Linked DNA regions of Homo sapiens: region 2 is linked to region 1. A link is an interaction called in ENCODE POLR2A ChIA-PET data of the cell type or tissue named here. Cell type or tissue: PC-9. All regions are shown on one strand. Each heading gives the region's core, and the rest is flanking DNA. Links, peaks and the distances in the headings are about the cores only.

What was found. ChIA-PET counts read pairs that join two places held together with the same protein. Peaks named below come from ENCODE experiments on the same cell type or tissue, not always from the same donor. Only the 100,000 strongest peaks of a DNase experiment are listed, where the experiment ranks them.
Region 2: POLR2A ChIA-PET joins it to region 1 with 5 read pairs; 2 of 35 experiments call an interaction of 5 or more read pairs at or near these places.

The regions. Positions count from the first base shown.
Region 1 is chr19:13,124,834-13,135,880 of GRCh38, forward strand. NACC1 (nucleus accumbens associated 1) reads left to right here. Exons shown (of 6, transcript NM_052876.4): 2 at 10,367-11,047. The coding sequence starts at 10,375. Among named protein-coding and RNA genes, the nearest start is that of NACC1, 12 kb to the left of the region's middle. In PC-9, for the core only: no CTCF peak of the experiment used is centred there; a DNase peak (open chromatin) is centred at 7,828; H3K27ac peaks cover 1,692 bases.
Region 2 is chr19:13,797,677-13,804,643 of GRCh38, forward strand. ZSWIM4 (zinc finger SWIM-type containing 4) reads left to right here. Exons shown (of 14, transcript NM_001367834.3): 2 at 2,044-2,245. Among named protein-coding and RNA genes, the nearest start is that of ZSWIM4, 5.7 kb to the left of the region's middle. In PC-9, for the core only: no CTCF peak of the experiment used is centred there; DNase peaks (open chromatin) are centred at 5,585, 5,935 and 6,170; H3K27ac peaks cover 1,972 bases.

The DNA.
Region 1 (11,047 bases), core at 5,935-10,934:
TTTAGGAGGCTGAGATGGGAGGATTGCTTGAGCCCAGGAGTTCGAGACCAGCCTGGGCAACATAGTGAGACCTCATCTTTACAAAAAAATTTAATTTTAATTTGTTTTTCACCCGTGACACAGCCCTCAGGAGGTCCTGAGAACATATGTCTCTCGTCTTTGCAAAAAATTGTTTTAATTAGCCGGGCGTGGTGGCACACATCCCTAGTCCCAGCTACTCAGGAGGCTGAGGTGAGAGGATAACTTGAGCCCAGGAGTTTGACGCTATAGTGATCCAAGATTGCACCACTACGCTTCAGCCTGGGTGACAGAGCAAGACCCTGTCTCAAAAAAACAAAACAGACTGGGCCATTGATAAACAACAGAGATGAGCTGCTCATAGTTGTAGAGGGTGGGAAGTCCCATATCACGGTGCTAGCAGATTCCGTGTCTAGTGAGGGCCCATCTCTCATAGATAGCACCTTTTAGGTATCTGCACAGGGTGGCAAGGACAAACAAGCTCCCCCTCTTTTATACGGGCACAGTTCGTATTCATGAGGACAGAGCCCTCCTGACTGAATCAACTCCCGAAGGCCCCACTTTTTTTTTTTTTTTTTTTTTTGGTGAGACGGAGATTTACTCTTGTTGCCCAGGCTGGAGTGCAGTGGTGCGATCTTGACTCACCGCATCCTCCGCCTCCCAGGTTCAAGCGATTCTCCTGCCTCAGCCTCCCAAGTAGCTGGGATTACAGGCATGTGTCAGCATGCCAGGCTAATTTTGTATTTTTAGTAGAGACGGGGTTTCACTGTGTTGCCCAGGCTGATCTCGAACTCCTGATCTCAGGTAATCCGCCTGTCTCTGCCTCCCAAAGTGCTGGGATTACAGGCGTGAGCCACTGCACCCAGCCCTTTTTAAATTTTTGATCAACAACTTCTTTTTTATTTTGAGATGGAGTCTTGCTCTGTTGCCCAGCCTAGAGTGCAGTGGCGTGATCTTGGCTCGCTGCAACTTCCACCTCCTAGGTTCAAGCAATTCTGCCTCAGCCTACCTAATAGCTGGGATTACAGGCGTGCACCACTGCGCCCAGCTAATTTTTGTATTTTTAGTAGAGATGGGGTTTCACCATATTGGCCAGGCTAGTCTCCAACTCCTGACCTCAGGTGATCCGCCCACCTCGGCCTCCCAAAGTGCTGAGATTACAGGCGTGAACCACCATACCTGGCTGAAAGGCCTAACTTTTTTTTTTTTTTTAGACGGAGTCTTGCTCTGTCACCAGGCTGGAGTGCATTGGCCCGATCTCGGCTCACCGCAACCTTCGCCTCCTGAGTTCAAGCGATTCTCCTGCCTCAGCCTCCCGAGTAGCTGGGATTACAGGCACGTACCACTGTGCCTGGCTAATTTTTTGTATTTTTAGTAGAGATGGGGTTTCACCATGTTAGCCAGGATGGTCTCTATCTCCTGACCTCGTGACCTCGTGATCCGCCCTCCTCAGCCTCCCAAAGTGCTGGGGTTACAGGCGTGAGTCACCGTGCCCAGCCAGCCCCACTTCTTAATACCACTACATTGGAGATAGGCTTTAGCATGTGAATTTTGGGAAGAGGCAAACATTCAGACCATAGCATCTGTCGACGGCCATGTCACAGCTTCCCTGGAAAGACATCAGGAAAGGACTGTGCCTTTGACAGTCTCTCACAGGCCCATGCTGGCTGGGGAATTCCTCAGCTCTCTTCCCTAAGAGCTGACAGTTACTACTCCCAGGAATCATCCTGCCAGCCCCCTTCCTGCAGATGGCAGGATCCACCGGCAGTGTGAGCAATTCGTCAGGTAACACTGCGGTCTCAATAGGCCCCTGACTGCTGGCTACCCACCTTGGCAGCTGTCAAAGGAGGTCGTCTGTCTGCCCAGCCACAGATAATGCTTCTGAGCCCTATTCCTGTTTGAGCCACGTTAATGTGGAACAAAACAGGGAGTTAGGTTAGGAGGAATGGAAGTAATTCTTTGTTCATTTTTTCCACGAAGGACTGTGAGCACCCACTGTGTACCTGGCCAGGTCCTAGGGGTAGAGGACACAACAGGGATCTACACAGGCAAACTCCCTGCCCCAGGGAAACTGACATGAAGCCCCAAAAAATGCCCAGTTTGGCAGGGGTGGTGGCTCGCACCTGTAGTCCGAGCACTTTGGGAGGCCAAGGCAGGAGGACCACTTGAGCCCAGGAGTTTGAGACCAGCCTGGGCAACATTAGGGAGACCTCGTCTCTATTACTAAAAAATGCACAAATAAATAATTTTTTTTTAGAAAAAGAAAAATGGCCAGCTTGCTAAATAAATCATAGGAACTCCCAAGAAGGATAAGTCAAGCAGGGAGAATCAAGCCAGGGAGTTAGTGTCGGGAAGGGCTTTGTTGGTCAGACGCAGTGGCTCATGCCTATAATCGCAGGGTTTTGTGAGGCTGTGGCAGGAGGAACACTCAGCTGGGAGTTGGAGACCAGCCCAGGCAATATAGTGAGATCACGTCTCTACCAAAAAAAAAAAAAAAAAAAAGCATACATATACATATACTTTTTTTTTTTTTTTTTTTTTTTTTTTTTCGGTTAACTGGATGGGCCGGGTGCCGTGGCTCACGCCTGTAATCCCAGCACTTTGGGAGGTGGGCGGATCACTTGAGGTCAGGAGTTCAAGACCAGCCTGGCCAACATGGTGAAACCCCATCTCTACTAAAAATAGAAAAATTAGCCAGGCATGGTGGTGGTTACCTTTAATCCCAGCTACTCAGGAGGCTGAGACAGGAGAATCGCTTGAACGATTCTTGCAGTGAGCCGAGATCCCACCACTGCACTCCAGCCTGGGCGACAGAGCGAGACTCTGCCTCAAAAAAAAAAAGAAAAAAAAAAATTAGCTGGATGTAGCTCCTGTGGTCCCAGCTATTTGGGAAGCTGAGGTGGGAGGATTGCTTGAGCCCAGGAGTTTGAGGCTGAAGTGAGCTATGATGGTGCCACTGTACTCCAGCCTGGGTGACAGAGCAAGGCCCTGTCTCCAAAAGCAAAAGAGTAGAGAAAGGGCTTTATGTGACCAGGGAGAGTATGAAGAGCTATGGCTGTCCCATTCCCATTCTAGTAGGTCCGAGAGCAAGCAGGGCCAGACTGCCAGGGGCCCCAATAAAGCATTGTAGGGGCCCAGGCAGTGTCACTTGGGGCCAAGGTAGTACAAAGTGGTTTTGAAGGAGTTGAAGATGAATCCAAGGATCTGAATGAGGAGGGCCAGAGCTGGTGAAGCTACGGCATTCACAGGTTTTGGGAAGGACTGGAGCCAGGTCCTGAAATTGTTGAGTGGAGGTGTCTGGGGTGTGTGCGAGTCTGGCATTCACAGGGAAGTCCGGGCCAAAGACTCCAGTGGGGGAGGCATCAGTGAATAGATGGTGCTTCAGGCCTGTCTTAGTCAGCTCAAGCTGCCACACAACAAAATATCACAGACTGGGTGGCTTAAACAACAGACATTTATATTTCAGAGTGCTGGGGGCTGGCAGTCTAGATGAGAGTGCCAGCGTGGTCAGGTTCTGGTGAGGGCTCTCTTCATGGCTTGCAGACAGCTGCCTTCTTAATACCACCGTTATGACCTCAATTAACCTTAATTAGCTCCCAAAGGTTTTATCTCCAGATACAGGCACATTGGGGCTCAGAGTTTCAATCTGTGAATTTGGAGGGACATACTTTGTCCATAGCAGAGCCCTGAGACTGAGCCCAGTCCCCTGGAGGTGAAAACCCTTTCTGGAAGGGCCACACTCCCCATCCACTACTGCCCTTCCTAGATCTCAGCTCCAGTGTCACCCCTTCTGGGCAAGGTCAGGCACCCCAGTGTGTAGCACATTGATCTGTGTGACCAAGGATGAATGGCCCTGTCTCCTGCTGGACTGTGAGCTCCAGAGGCAGGGCTACTTTGTCACCATTGTGGCCTGCCCAGGCAGGGACCTGGCAAATATTTATTGAGTAGTTGTTGGGAAGTCATGGAAACCGTGTGCTGTGCCCTTGGGTCTCACCAGAAGATCTGCTCAGGCCCAGGGCCAGGACTAGGCACTGTCCTGGCCAGGAAGGTCCCAGCTGCCCTGTGGCCTCCTGCCCTTGTCCCCCACACCCTCAGGGGTGCTGATATGCTGAATTTTAAGGAGAGATGATTCTCATATGGTTTTCTGCCCTTGGGGAGTTTATAGTCAAGTGGGACTTAGTTTCCTCAGAGGTAAGCTTAAGGGCACTGTGGCCGGGGTGGGGCAGGAGAGGGACATCTTCTCTAGCCTGGAGAAGTGAGTAGCTGAGGGTGGAGGAAGAGGGTATTCCAGGCAGGGTGCACAGCTTGGGCAAAGGCCTCGCTGCAGTAGAGGAGGACCAGGCAGTGTGTTTGAGCCTGACTTAGGTGGGGATTTGGTGGGGACTAGAACCATTAGGTGGTTTAGAGACCTCAATCCTCGACTCCATCCCACCCCTGCTTCAGCCAGCAGGTGACCCTGCTAGGGACCTGCCAGCGAGAGACCCGTTTCCTCTGAGTCCAGTCATGCTAGCTCCCTTCCTGGGGCTAGCGTGGGTGAGGGCTTCTTGCAGGGGCCCACATAGTTTTTCTCCTGAGTCCATTGGGCAGGATTGGGCCGGATTGGGCCAATCACAGAGGGATGGAGGGGTTCCCAGAGATGGGTCTGCTCTGGCCCACACTGCAGCTCACCCCTGTCCACTCTGTGCGGGGGCCACTGGGGAACTAGACGAACAGCATTCAGGTCACTGTGGCTCACAGACCCGTCGCCCCACTCCGCTCGTCCCCAGCAGCATGGAGGGAGGGAGAGCTCCCGTGCGCTAATTGGCTGAGCTATTTGGACCAATTGCTAATCAAAGGCTCCAAAGCCCTGGGTGCTGTGGTGCTGGGCTCTGAAGCTGAGGTTCACAAGGTATGGGGGACCTCAGTCTGAGCATCAGGTTGGCTCTCATTCTCAGGAGGGGACCTGGGCCACCTTCCCAACCCCCACATCTCTGTTGCCTCCTATTATCCCCGTAACCTTTCAGTCTCCATTGCCAAATGGGGGGGTTCAAGACCAGCCTGGACAACATAGTGAGACCCTGTCTTTAAAAAAAAAAAAATTACCTGTGGCCGGTGCTGGGTGCTTGGTAAGGTCACCTTGAAGCAGTCCTGTGCCCGTTCTGCACTGTTTTGTTTGTTTGTTTGGTTGGCTGGTTGGTTGGTTGGTTTTGGTGGGGTAGTGGGGTCGGGGGATGTGGTTTTTTGTTTTTGCTTTTTTTGTTTTAGAGACAGGGTCTCGCTCTATGACCCAGGCTGAAATATAGTGGCACAATCATCACTCACTGCAGCCTCTAACTTTTTGGCTCAAGTGATCCTCCCACCTGAGCCTCCCAAGTAGCTGGGACTACAGGTGCAAGCCACCAAGCCCCACTAATTTTAAAATTTTTTGTAGAGATAGGGGTCTCACTATGTTGCCCAGACTGGTCTTGAACCCCTGGCTTCAGGGGCTCCTCCTGCTTCTGCCTCTCAGAGTGCTGTGATTACAGGCGTGAGCCACCGTGCCCAGCCTCTCTGCACTGTTCTTTAACACATTTACAAATATTTACTGAGCATCTATTTCATTCTAAAGAACTAATCTTGAATAAAACCAGCCAGAATGTTTGCCTTCATTGAGCTGACAGTGCCCTTGGAGGGGTTAACTGTACATACACCTCTTTTTTCTTTTCTTTTTTTTTTTTTTTTTTGAGATGGAGTATCACTCTGTTGCCCAGGCTGGAGTGTAGTGACTCGATCTCAGCTCACTGCAACCTCCACCTCCCAAGTTCAAGTGATTCTCGTGCCTCAGCCTCCTGAGTAGCTGGAACTACAGATGTGCACCACCACACCCGGCTAATTTTTGTATTTTTAGTAGAGACGGGGTTTCACCATGTTGGCCAAGCTGGTCTTGACCTCCTGACCTCAGGTGATCTGCCCGCCTCAGCCTCCCAATGTGCTGGGATTACAGGCGTGAGCCACCGCGCCTGGCCTGTACATATAACTCTTAAAATGCTGCCCTGACCCTGGGGCTCACTTTCAAAGATGTCCACACTCTGTAGGCCAGGACCCCACCTGTCCCATACCCTTCCTGGCAGCCCTGTCCCTGCTACATCGCCCTTCAGCTACACCAGCTTTCTTTGGGTCCCTGGACCACACCTGATACCTTCCCGCCCAGAAGTGTTATCTCTGTCCTGGCAGTTGCTCAACCTTTTATGGTCCCTACCACCAAGGCCATCTGCTTGGTTGACATACCCACCCCAACTGTAATTAAATCATCCCCGGTGTCTCCTCACTAGACAGCTCCACATAAGCACAGCTGGTCCTTTTAGGGCTGTGTCCCCAGCACCTCCCACAAAGGAGGATGCAGTTCATCAGGATGGGTTGGATGAACAGCCCATTTTACAGATGAATAAACTGAGGCACAGGCAGGTGCAGGATTTTGGCAGCACTGCACACCTGTCCTGGCTTTGTCCTCCTCCCTGGGGAATGAGCTTGGAGCACCCCTCTAGGAACTGGGATGCCAGCCTCTTCCCTTGACCATCTTGGTCCTTGTCATGTGGGCCCCAGTACCAGGGGTGGCTTTAATTTGGCTGCCCAGGGAGGTGGTTCAGGGCTGCCAGGACCCCTGAAGTAGGCTCTCTGGGCTCTGTCCTTTGCCCCCCAACATGGTGCCTGTTTCTCCTGCCTCTTCATGCAGAGTGGCCAGCTCCTGGCCCATTCAGCTCTGAGTTTGAGCTCCTGGGCGGAGATTTTTGTTGCCTTGTAACTGGGATTCCTAGATCCAGCCTCCACCCTCTGATTGCCCTAAGGAGGTTTTGGGGTTTTGTTTTGTTTTGTTTGTGTTTTCGTAGGATGGTGGCAGTGATTTTGAGGAGGGGAAGAGGAAGGAAGATACAAGCAAGGGAAGTCACAGGCTGTGGTGCCTAGGCAGACCCTGGTTTGAATCTTGGCCTTACCACTTTTTGCATGTAAGTGGTAGGGGCAGCAGATAGCTCAGGACATATCTTGGGTTTTTTTGTTTGTTTTTGTTTTGAGACATAGTCTCACTCTGTTGCCCAGGCTAGAGTGCAATGGCACAATCTTGACTCACTGCAACCTCCACCCTCCCGGGTTCAAGTGATTCTCCTGCCTCAGCCTCCCGAGTAGCTGGGATTACAGGCACCGGCCACCACACCCAGCTAATTTTTGTATTTTTAATAAAGATGGAGTTTCACCGTGTTTGCCAGGCTGGTCTCGAACTCCCGACCTCAGGTGATCCACCTGACTCGGCCTCCCAAAGTGCTGGGATTGGCCAGGTGTGGTGGCTCATGCCTGTAATCCTACACTTTGGGAGGCCAAGGCAGGTGGATCATTTGAGGTCAGTAGTTCAAGACCAGCCTGGCCTATGTGGTGAAACCGCATCTCTACTACAAGTACAAAAATTAGCCGGACATGGTGGCACACGCCTGTAGGCCCAGCTACTCAGGAGGCTGAGAATCACTTGACCCTGGGAGGCGGAGGTTGCAGTGAGCCGAGATGGCACCACTGCACTCCAGCCTGGGTAACAGAGCAAGACTCTGTCTTAAAAAAAAAAAAAAAAAAAAAAGTGCTGGGATTACAGGCTTGAGTCATCCCGCCCTTCAGGACATATCTTTTGAATTTTGAACCTGGTGAATGAATTTTTAGATGACCTCAGGACAGTCCTCAATTTCCACATGACCTCAGTTTTTCCAGCTTTGCAAGGGGAGTATGAAACCAGCCCTGAAGTCTTGCTAAGAGGATTCGGGGAGCTCATAGAAGTTGTGAGTTGGTTCCTCCATTCGCCTGGGTGTTGTAAGGGGCAGGGCCTGTGTCTTGCTTGTGGCCTGCCAGGGTAGCAGCTCAGTAAGTGAGATGGTATCTCACTGTGGTTAGGATTCACATTTCCCTGATGACTAGTAATGTTTCCGTGTAATTTCTTGAATGATCATTCAGTAACAATAAGTGTAGGTTGAGTTTGTAGAATCAGGTTGACCTCCTCAGCCTCGATTTCCAAATGGAGAAAGCAGAGATTTGGAGCTCCTGGTCAGAGGAGCAGGTCGGTGCTGGAGCCAGGACTCAACCTTAGGTTGTACCTCTGAGCCTTTGAACACTTGCCGTTTCTATTCCTCACAGCAGCCCTTTCAGACGGAACGGGTGTTACCAGATTAGGAGGAGAGTGGCCACTGTATTCTCAGTGCCCAGCCCAGGGAGGCAGATCTGAGTGGAGTTGCTAATGAAACATGGAAGGTGCTTGAGAGCTAACTGGAAGGGAGGGAAGGTGTGCATTCCTGCACCAGGGCCTTTGCATGTACTTGTTACTTTCTCCTGCTGGCCAGCTGGAGTGTCTGGAAAGATCTGCCTTACTCAGGGAAGCCTTCTCACTCGCACTCTGCCCAGTTAGGACCACTGCCCTCTAGAGACCCTATAGAATTACAGAGGAGGCCGGGCGTGATAGCTCACACCTGGAATCCCAGCACTCCAGCCTGGGCGACAGAGTGAGACTCCATCTCAAAAAAAAAAAAGAAAAAAGAATAAACCCCACACACCTTTGCCTTCCCTTTGCTTTCCCTCACCACACCCCCATTCTCCCCGCCTCCCAGCCCCTGGCAACCACTAATCTGCCTCCTGTCTGCGTGGATTTGCCTGTCCTGGACATTTCCTATAAATGGATCATACAATCTGTGGTCCTTTTGTTTGGCCTCTTTCTGTTGGAATAATCTTTTCCAGGGACATCCATGTTGTAGCATGTGTCAGAATTTCCTTTCTTTTTATAGCTGAATAATATCCCATTGTATGGACTGACCATGTTTAGTTGGCCCATCCATCCGCAGATGGACGTTTGGATTGTTTCCACCTTTGGGCTATTGTGAATAATGCTGCTGTGAACGTTTGTTTACAGGTTTTCAATGCAGGCAAATGTTTTCGTTTTTCCTGGGCATAAATTCCAGGAGTGGAATCGCTGGGTCATATGGTAACTCTCTTTAACCGTTTGAGGAACCGTCAGACTGTTCTCCATGGTGGCTGTGCCATTTGACATTCCCACAAGCAGTGGAAATGGGTTCTGGATTTCTCATCCTCACCAACTTTTTTGATTCCAGCCATCCTAGTGGGTGTGAGATGGTGTCTCATTGTGGTTAGGATTTGCATTTCCCTGATGATGTTTTCTTCTAATTTCCCTGATGACTAGAGATGTTTTCATGTAAGTTATTTATTTATTTATTTATTTTTGAGACAGTGTCTCTGTCTGTATCCCAGGCTGGAGTATAGTGGCGCAATCACAGCTCACTGCAGCCTTGACCTGGGCTCAACAACAGATCCACCCCCCACCACACCCTCCCTAGTAGCTGGGACCACAGGTGTGCTCCACCATGCCGGGGTAATTTTTGTATTTTTCGTAAGAGGCAGGGTTTCACCATGCTGCCCAGGCTGGTCTCAATCTCCTAGGCTCAAGTGATCCACACGCCTTGCCCTCCCAAAGTGCTGGGATTACAGGCATGAGCCACTGCACCCAGCCTCATGCAATTTCTTTTTCCTTTTTTTTTTTTGAGACAGTCTTACTCTATGCCCCAGGCTGAAGTGCAGTGCCACAATCTCGGCTCACTGCAACCTCTGTCTCCTGGGTTCAAGTAATTATCTGGCTTCAGCCTCCCTAGTAGCTGGGACTACATACCCACACCACCTTACCTGGCTAATTTTTGTATTTTTGGTAGACAGGGTTTTGCCACGTTGGCCAAGCTGGTCTCGAACTCCTGGCCTCAAGTGATCCGCCTGCCTCAGCCTCCCAAAGTGCTGAGATTACATGAGTGAGCCACTGCGCCTGACCTCATGTAATTTCTTGAGTGGTCATTTAGTCATTATACAAACAGTGATTGAAGGGCATGTGCCCAGCACTGCAGACTCTGCTGCACAGTCAGATGACCCTGCCTTTCTGGCATTTCCATGCCAGTACCCTGAAGAGATACCATATATGTACCTGGTGCTTGCAATAGCTGGCACTCAGAGGTAGCACACTGTGTCCTAGCCACTCTTCCGAGCACTTAAGCATATTCAGTTACTCTTCAAGTACATATGAATAAGTATGCCTTTGCCCCCTCCTCTTTGCAAGGGATAGCGTGTGGCCACCCTGGTCTGCAGCTAGCTTAGCAGATTTGACCACATATTGTAAAAGTGAGTCTGTACCAGGACAGATAGGGTAGAGGGCTCTGTGTGGTTTAGCACCATGGTAGATTCCATCGTGCGGATGTCCCTCCAGCAGGGGAGGTCTTTGGGGCCAGGGCTAGGCCAGCACCCACATTTGCCGCCTGACCCCGTCCCTCCGTCTCTGTCTCTCCATTCCTCCCTGCCCCTCGTGCAGCCGCTGCCATGGCCCAGACACTGCAGATGGAGATCCCGAACTTCGGCAACAGCATCCTGGAGTGCCTCAATGAACAGCGGCTGCAGGGCCTGTACTGTGACGTGTCAGTGGTGGTCAAGGGCCATGCCTTCAAGGCCCACCGGGCCGTGCTTGCTGCCAGCAGCTCCTACTTCCGGGACCTGTTCAACAACAGCCGCAGCGCCGTGGTGGAGCTGCCGGCGGCTGTGCAGCCCCAGTCTTTCCAGCAGATCCTCAGCTTCTGCTACACGGGCCGGCTGAGCATGAACGTGGGCGACCAGTTCCTGCTCATGTACACGGCTGGCTTCCTGCAGATCCAGGAGATCATGGAGAAGGGCACCGAGTTCTTCCTCAAGGTGAGCTCCCCGAGCTGCGACTCCCAGGGCCTGCATGCGGAGGAGGCCCCATCGTCGGAGCCCCAGAGCCCCGTGGCGCAGACATCGGGCTGGCCAGCCTGTAGCACCCCGCTGCCCCTCGTGTCGCGGGTGAAGACGGAGCAGCAGGAGTCGGACTCCGTGCAGTGCATGCCCGTGGCCAAGCGGCTGTGGGACAGTGGCCAGAAGGAGGCTGGGGGCGGCGGCAATGGCAGCCGCAAGATGGCCAAGTTCTCCACGCCGGACCTGGCTGCCAACCGGCCTCACCAGCCCCCGCCACCCCAACAGG
Region 2 (6,967 bases), core at 1,416-6,415, 670 kb after region 1:
GAGTCTCAGTCTGTTGCCAAGGCTGGAGTGCAGTGGCACGATCTCGGCTCACTGTAGCCTCCACCTCCTGGGTTCAAGCAATTCTCCCGCCTCAGCCTCCTGAGTAGCTGGGACTACAGGTGTGAGCCGCCATACCCAGCTAATTTTTGTATATTTAGTAGAGATGGGGTTTCACCATGTTGGCCAGGCTGGTTTCAAACTCCTGACCTCAAGTGATCCTCCCACCTTGGCCTCCCTCCCAAAGTGTTGGAATTACAGGCATGAGCCACCGCACCCGGACGTATCTTATAATGTTTTAAGAAAGCTTACGAATTTGTGTTGGCCTGCATTCAAAGCTCTCCTGGGCCAGGGCCGTGGGGCGTGGGTTGGACAAGCTCACACTAGGTGGCTGTGAGAATTTGGAAATTACATACATAAAGTGTTCAGCATAGTGTGTGCATTCTTTTCTTTTCTTTTCTTTTTTCTTTTCTTTTGAGGCAGAGCCTTGCTCAGTAGCCCAGTGAAACAATGATTGCGCAATGACACAATCATAACTCACTGCAGCCTCAAACTCCTGGGCTCAAGCAATCCTCCTGCCTCAGCCTCTTGAGTAGCTGGGATTCCAGACGCCCACCACCACACCTGGCTAATTTTTAATTCTGTGTGTGTGTGTGTAGACATGGGGTCTCACTATGTTGCTCACGCTGGTCTGGAACGCCTGAGCTCAGGCAATGCTGCCGCCTCAGCCTCCCAAAGTGCTGAGATTACAGGTGTCCAGCCAAGATGGGCACCTTAATCATTATTATCACTTTTTTCTAACTTCTTCCTGCTCCACCAAAGCCTGGTGGGTGGGAAGATCTCACAACAGAATCCCAAGACCCTGCAGCTAGGAGGATCCAGGAGGGAAACCGCAAGAAAGTTCTAGAATGCTAACTATGGGCCAGGTGTTATTGTAAGTTCTTTAAGCTCTTTACATCCATACTGCATATTTAGTCTCCACAATCCTCAAGAGGTTGGTGCCGTGGACCTCCCCACTTTACACCTGAGAATACTGAGGCCAAGTGACTTGCCTGGGGTCACAGTGCTCCTAAATAGTAAAGCTAGGATTCAAGCCTCGGTTTCTCTGTTTTTTTATTTTTATTTATTTATTTGAGACGGAGTCTCGCTCCGTGGCCCAGACTGGAGTGCAATGGCGCAATCTCGGCTCACTGCAACCTCCGCCTCCCGGGTTCAAGTGGTTCTCGCGCCTCAGCCTCCCAAGTAGCTGAGATTATAGGTGCATGCCACCACACCTGGCTAATTTTTGTATTTTTAGTAGAGACGGGGTTTCGCCATGTTGGCCAGGCTGCTCTCGAACTCCTGGACTCAAGTGCACCAACTGCCTTGGCCTCCCAAAATGCTAGAATTGCAGGCATGAGCCACTGCCCTGACCTATTTTTTTTGAGATGGGATCTTGCTCTGTTGCCCAGGCTGGAGTGCCGCTGGTGCAATCATGGCTCACTGCAGCCTCAAACTCATGGCCTCAAGTGACCCTCCTGCCCCACCCTCCCAGGTAGCTGGGATTCCAGATGCATGCCACCATGCCTGGCTAATTTTTTTTATTTTTTTATTTTTTTATCTTTTTTTTTTTTTTTTCGAGATGCAGTCTTGCTCTGTCACCCAGGCTGGAGTGCAGTGGCATGATCTCAGCTCACTGCAGCCTCTGCCTTCCAGGTTCCAGCGATTTTCCTGCCTCAGCCTCCCGAGCAGCTGGGACTACAGGTGCTCACCACCACACCCGGCTAATTTTTTTTATCTTTAGTAGAGATGGGGTTTCATCATGTTGGCCAGGCTGGTCTTGAACTCCTGACCTCAGGTGATCTGCCTGCCTCGGCCTCCCAAAAATCCTGGGATTACAGGCGTGAGCCATCGTGCCCGGCCAGTTTTTTTGTAAAGATGGGAGCCTCTCTATGTTGCCCAGGCTGGTCTCGAACTCTTGGCCTCAAGCGATCCTCCCTCCTAAGCTTCCCAAAGCGCTGGGATTACATCAACCCCAGGCTCCTAACCCACTGGCCCTTCCTACAGGTGGAGGAGCGGTTCTCCCGGGTGCCTGAGCCCGTCCAGAAGCGCATCGTGTTTTGGTCGTTTCCACGCAGTGAACGGGAAATATGTATGTACTCGTCGCTGGGTTACCCGCCCCCAGAGGGCGAGCACGATGCCCGGGTGCCCTTTACCCGCGGGCTGCACCTGCTCCAGAGCGGGGCCGTGGACCGCGTGTTGCAAGTGGGTGAGTCTTTGTCCCCCACTCCTGCTGGGGAGGCCAGGAGGTCCATACCAGGCCTGGAAATGGGGGAGTTGGAGGGAGGCCTGGGGCCAGGGGATGGGAGGTTACAGACCTCAGGCTTCGAGGCCCAGATAGGATTGTACAAGATTTTTTTTTTTTTTTTTTTTGAGACGGAGTCTCGCTCTTTGGCCCAGGCCGGAGTGCAGTGGCGCGATCTCGGCTCACTGCAAGCTCCGCCTCCTGGGTTCACGCCATTCTGCCTCAGCCTCCCGAGTAGCTGGGATTACAGGCGCCCGCCACCGCGCCCAGCTAATTTTTTGTATTTCTTTTTTTTTTTTTTTTTTTTTTTTTTTTTTTTTTTTTTTGAGACGGAGTCTCGCTTTTTCGCCCAGGCCGGAGTGCAGTGGCGCGATCTCGGCTCACTGCAAGCTCCGCCTCCCGGGTTCACGCCATTCTCCTGCCTCAGCCTCCCAAGTAGCCGGGACTACAGGCGCCCGCCACCAAGCCCGGCTAATTTTTTGTATTTTTAGTAGAGACGGGGTTTCACCATGTTAGCCAGGATGGTCTCGATCTCCTGACCTCGTGATCCACCCGCCTCGGCCTCCCAAAGTGCTGGGATTACAGGCGTGAGCCACCGCTCCCGGCCCCATTTTTTGTATTTTGTATTTTTAGTAGAGATGGGGTTTTACTGTGTTAGCCGGGATGGTCTCGATCTCCTGACCTCGTGATCCCCCCACCTCGGCCTCCCAAAGTGCTGGGATTACAGGCATGAGCCACCACACCCAGCCTGTACACGATGTTTTGAGCAAAAGCTCAAGGATCACCCTAGAACCCAGGCAGCAGGGTTTAGACAAGGGGTTGGGGGAGAGGATGGTGAACCAGAAACAGGGGAGGAGAGATCCCAGAACTTACACATCAGAGCCCATGTAAAGGAGGGGTGAGGCCAGATGTGGTGGTTCACACCTGTGATCTCAACACTTTGGGAGGCCAAGGCAGGAAGATCACTTGAGGCCAAGAGTTCAAGACCAGCCTGGGCAACACAATGAGACCTTGTCTTCACAAAAAAATCAAAAAATGAGCTGGGCATGGTGGCGGGTGCCTGTGGTCCCAGGTACATGGGAGGCCAAGGCAGGAGGATCGCTTTTGCCCGAGAGGTCGAGCCTGCAGTAAGCTATGATTGCACCACCGTACTCCAGCCTGGGTTACAGAGCGAGATGCTATCTCAAAGAGAAAAAAGAAAAAAAAAAAGGAAGAGAGGTGAGGGCCACTCTAGGGACAAGGGTAGAGGTTGAGACATGGTGGTGAAGGTGCCAGACCTCAGGCTTCAGGTCCAGATGGGGTTGGGTTCGGGATTATGAGCTGAAGGTGGAAAGTGCTCCTAGAGCCCTAGACCTCAGGCTGCTGAGCTGGGGAATGGGGAATGAAGTAGTGAGACGGAGAGAAGAGCAGGTCCCAGCTGAGGATCAGAGAAGCAGCTGTCAGCCAGCAGTGAGAGGAGGCTCCAGACCTCGGGCTGAGGGACCCAGTGATGCTTTGGGCCAGGGGTTTAGAGCCAGAGGTAAGAATGATCCTAGACCTCAGGCAGTGGGGCCCACGTGGGAGTTGGACACAAAGATTTAGAGCCACAGGTGAGAGTCTTAGACCTCAGGCAGAGAGGCTGGGATTTCAAAGGCTTAGAGCTATTGTTGAGCAATGGTCTTAGACCTAAGGCAACAGGGCTGAGGTGGGAATGTAGAGTAGAAGTTTAGAATTCTTTTTTTTTTTTTTTTCCGAGATGGAGTCTTGCTCTGTTGCCCAGGCTGGAGTGCAGTGGCACGATCTCAGCTCACTGCAACCTCCACCTCCCAGGTTCAAGGAATACCCCTGCCTCGGCCTCCCTAGTAGCTGGGACTACAGGCACCCGCTATCATGCCTGGCTAATTTTTGTATTTTTGTAGAGACAGGGTTTCACCATGTTGGCCAGGCTGGTCTTGAACTCCTGACCTCGTGATCCACCCGCCTCAGCCTCCCAAAGTGCTGGGATTACAGGTGTGAGCCACCATGCCCAGCTTAGAATTTTTTTTTTTTTTTTTTTTGAGATGGAGTCTCACTCTGTTGCCCAGGCTGGAGTGCAGTGGCACAATCTCGGCTTACTGCAACCTCCACTTCCTGGGTTCACACCATTCTCCTGCCTCAGCCTCCCAAGTAGCTGGGACTACAGGCACCTGCCACCACACCCAGCTAATTTTTTCTATTTTTTAGTAGAGACGGCGTTTCACCGTGTTAGCCAGGATAGTCTCGATCTCCTGACCTAGTGATCCGCCCGCCTCAGCCTCCTACAGTGCTGGGATTACAGGCATGAGCCACCACGCCTGGCCAAATTTTTTTTTTTAAGAGATAGAGTCTCGGCCGGGCACAGTGGCTCACACCTGTAATCCCAGCACTTTGGGGGCTGAGGCGGGTGGATCACCTAAGGTCAGGAGTTCAGCCTGGCCAACATGGTGAAACCCCGTCTCTACTAAAGATACAAAAATTAGCCAGGTGTGGTGGCACATGCCTGTAATCCCAGCTACTTGAGAGGCTGAGGCAGGAGAATCAGTTGAACCCGGGAGGCAGAGGTTGCAGTGAGCCAAGATCATGTCATTGCTCTCCAGCCTGGGCAAGAGAGAGAGACTCTGTCTCAAAAGAAAAAAAAAAGGGAGATAGGGTCTCACTCTGTTGCCCAGGCTGGAGTGCAGTGGCGCGATAATAGCTCACTGCAGCCACAAACATCTGAGCTCAAGTGATCCTCCCACCTCAGCCTCCCAAGTAGTTGGTACCACAGGCGCAGGCCACCACACTTGACTAGTTTTTAAGTTTTTTGTAGAGACCTGGTCTCACTCTGTTGCCCAGGCTGGTCTCGAACTCCTGGGCTCAAGAGATCCTCCTGCCACAGCCTCCCAAAGCACTGGGATTACAGGCGTGACCCACCATGCCTGGCCAAGTATCAGGTTAAGATCAGCTGTGAAGGGTGGGCTCAGACCTCAAGCTAAGAAAACAAAAGGGCTGCAGAGACTGGGAGAGATGTAATGAGAATAGTGGAAAGGCCTTGGATCTCAGGCAGCCAGACTCAGAAAGGGACCAGTAGAGGCTGAGCCAGAAAACAAAAGTGAGGCCTGGGACTCCAGACCTCTGGCTGCAGCAGGCCATTTCTCCCAGCTAGAGGTCGGGGCTGGGCTGATATGATGCCCCGTCGGCTCTATCTGCTTTGGAGCCCCTTTGCTGGGACATGGCCCCGCTGACCACGGGCTCCTTGCCACCTCCAGCTGGTATGAGGAAGCCATCTCCCTGCATGACCCAGGCTGGGCCTGAGCTGCCGAACCAGTCAGATGAGCCTGGCACCTGGGCTGCCCAGGGAGGGGCAGGGGGAGTGAAGGGGACACCTGGCCCCTGGCTTACTTCATCAGCCCCTCGCCCCAAGCGCCACGGGTCTTTGGCATTTTCTCAGGAAATTGAGGGGCTCCTGAAGCCCTGGCCATATTCATTGTAACCCAAGGAATCAGAAAACCACCTTCAATGTCATGGTATGATACTATTCATAATTAAAATAAGAGCAAGTGTTGGGCTGGGCTCGGTGGCTCGCGCCTATAATCCCAGCACTTTGGGAGGCCGAGGCGGGTGGATCACTAGGTCAGGAGTTCAAGACTACACTAGGTCAGGAGTTCAAGACTAGCCTGGCCAATATGGTGAAACCTGATCTCTACTAAAAATACAAAAGATTAGCCGGGCATGGTGGTGCACGCCTGTAATCCCAGCTACACAGGAAGCTGAGGTAGGAGAATCGCTTGAACCCAGGAGGCGGAGGTTGCAGTGAGTCAAGATAGCGCCACTGCACTCCAGCCTGGGTGACAGAGCAAGACTCTGTCTCAGAAAAAAAAAAAAAAAAAAGCAAGTGTTTACTTAGGACTTAACTTCATACCAACAGCGTTCTAAGCCTTTTTTTGAGACAGAGTCTCATTCTGTTACCCAGGCTGGAGTGCAATGGTGCGATCTCAGCTCACTGCAACCTCTGCCTCCCGGGTTCAAGCCATTCTCCTGCCTCAGCCTCCTGAGTAGCTGGGATTACAGGCGCCCGCCACCATGCCCGGCTAATTTTTTTATATTTTTAGTAGAGACAGGGTTTCACCATGTTGGCCATGCTGGTCTTGAACTCCGGACCTCAGGTGATCTACCAGCCTCGGCCTCCCAAAGTGCTGGGATTACAGGCATGAGCCACTGCGCCGGGCTGTCTCTTCTAAAAATACAAAAATTAGGCTGGGCACCGTGGCCCACGCCTGTAATCCCTGCACTTTGGGAGGCTGAGGCAGGCGGATCACCTGAGGCCAGGAGTTCAAAATCAGCCTGACCAACATGGAGAAACCCCATCTCTACTAAAAATACAAAATTAGCCGGGCATGGTGGCGCATGCCTGTAATCCCAGCTACTCGGGAAGCTGAGGCAGGAGAATCACTTGAACCTGGGAGGTGGAGGTTGCGGTGAGCCGAGATCACACCATTGCACTCCTGCCTGGGCAACAGAGCAAAGCTCTGTCCCAAATAAATAAATAAATAAATAAATAAAATTAGCCGGGCATGGTGGTGTGTGCCTGTAATCCCAGTTACTTGGGAGGCTGAAGCAGGAGAATCGCTTGAACCTGGGAGGCGGAGGTTGCAGTGAGCCCAGGTCGCAGCACTACACTCCAGCCTGGGCCACAGAGCGAGATTTTGT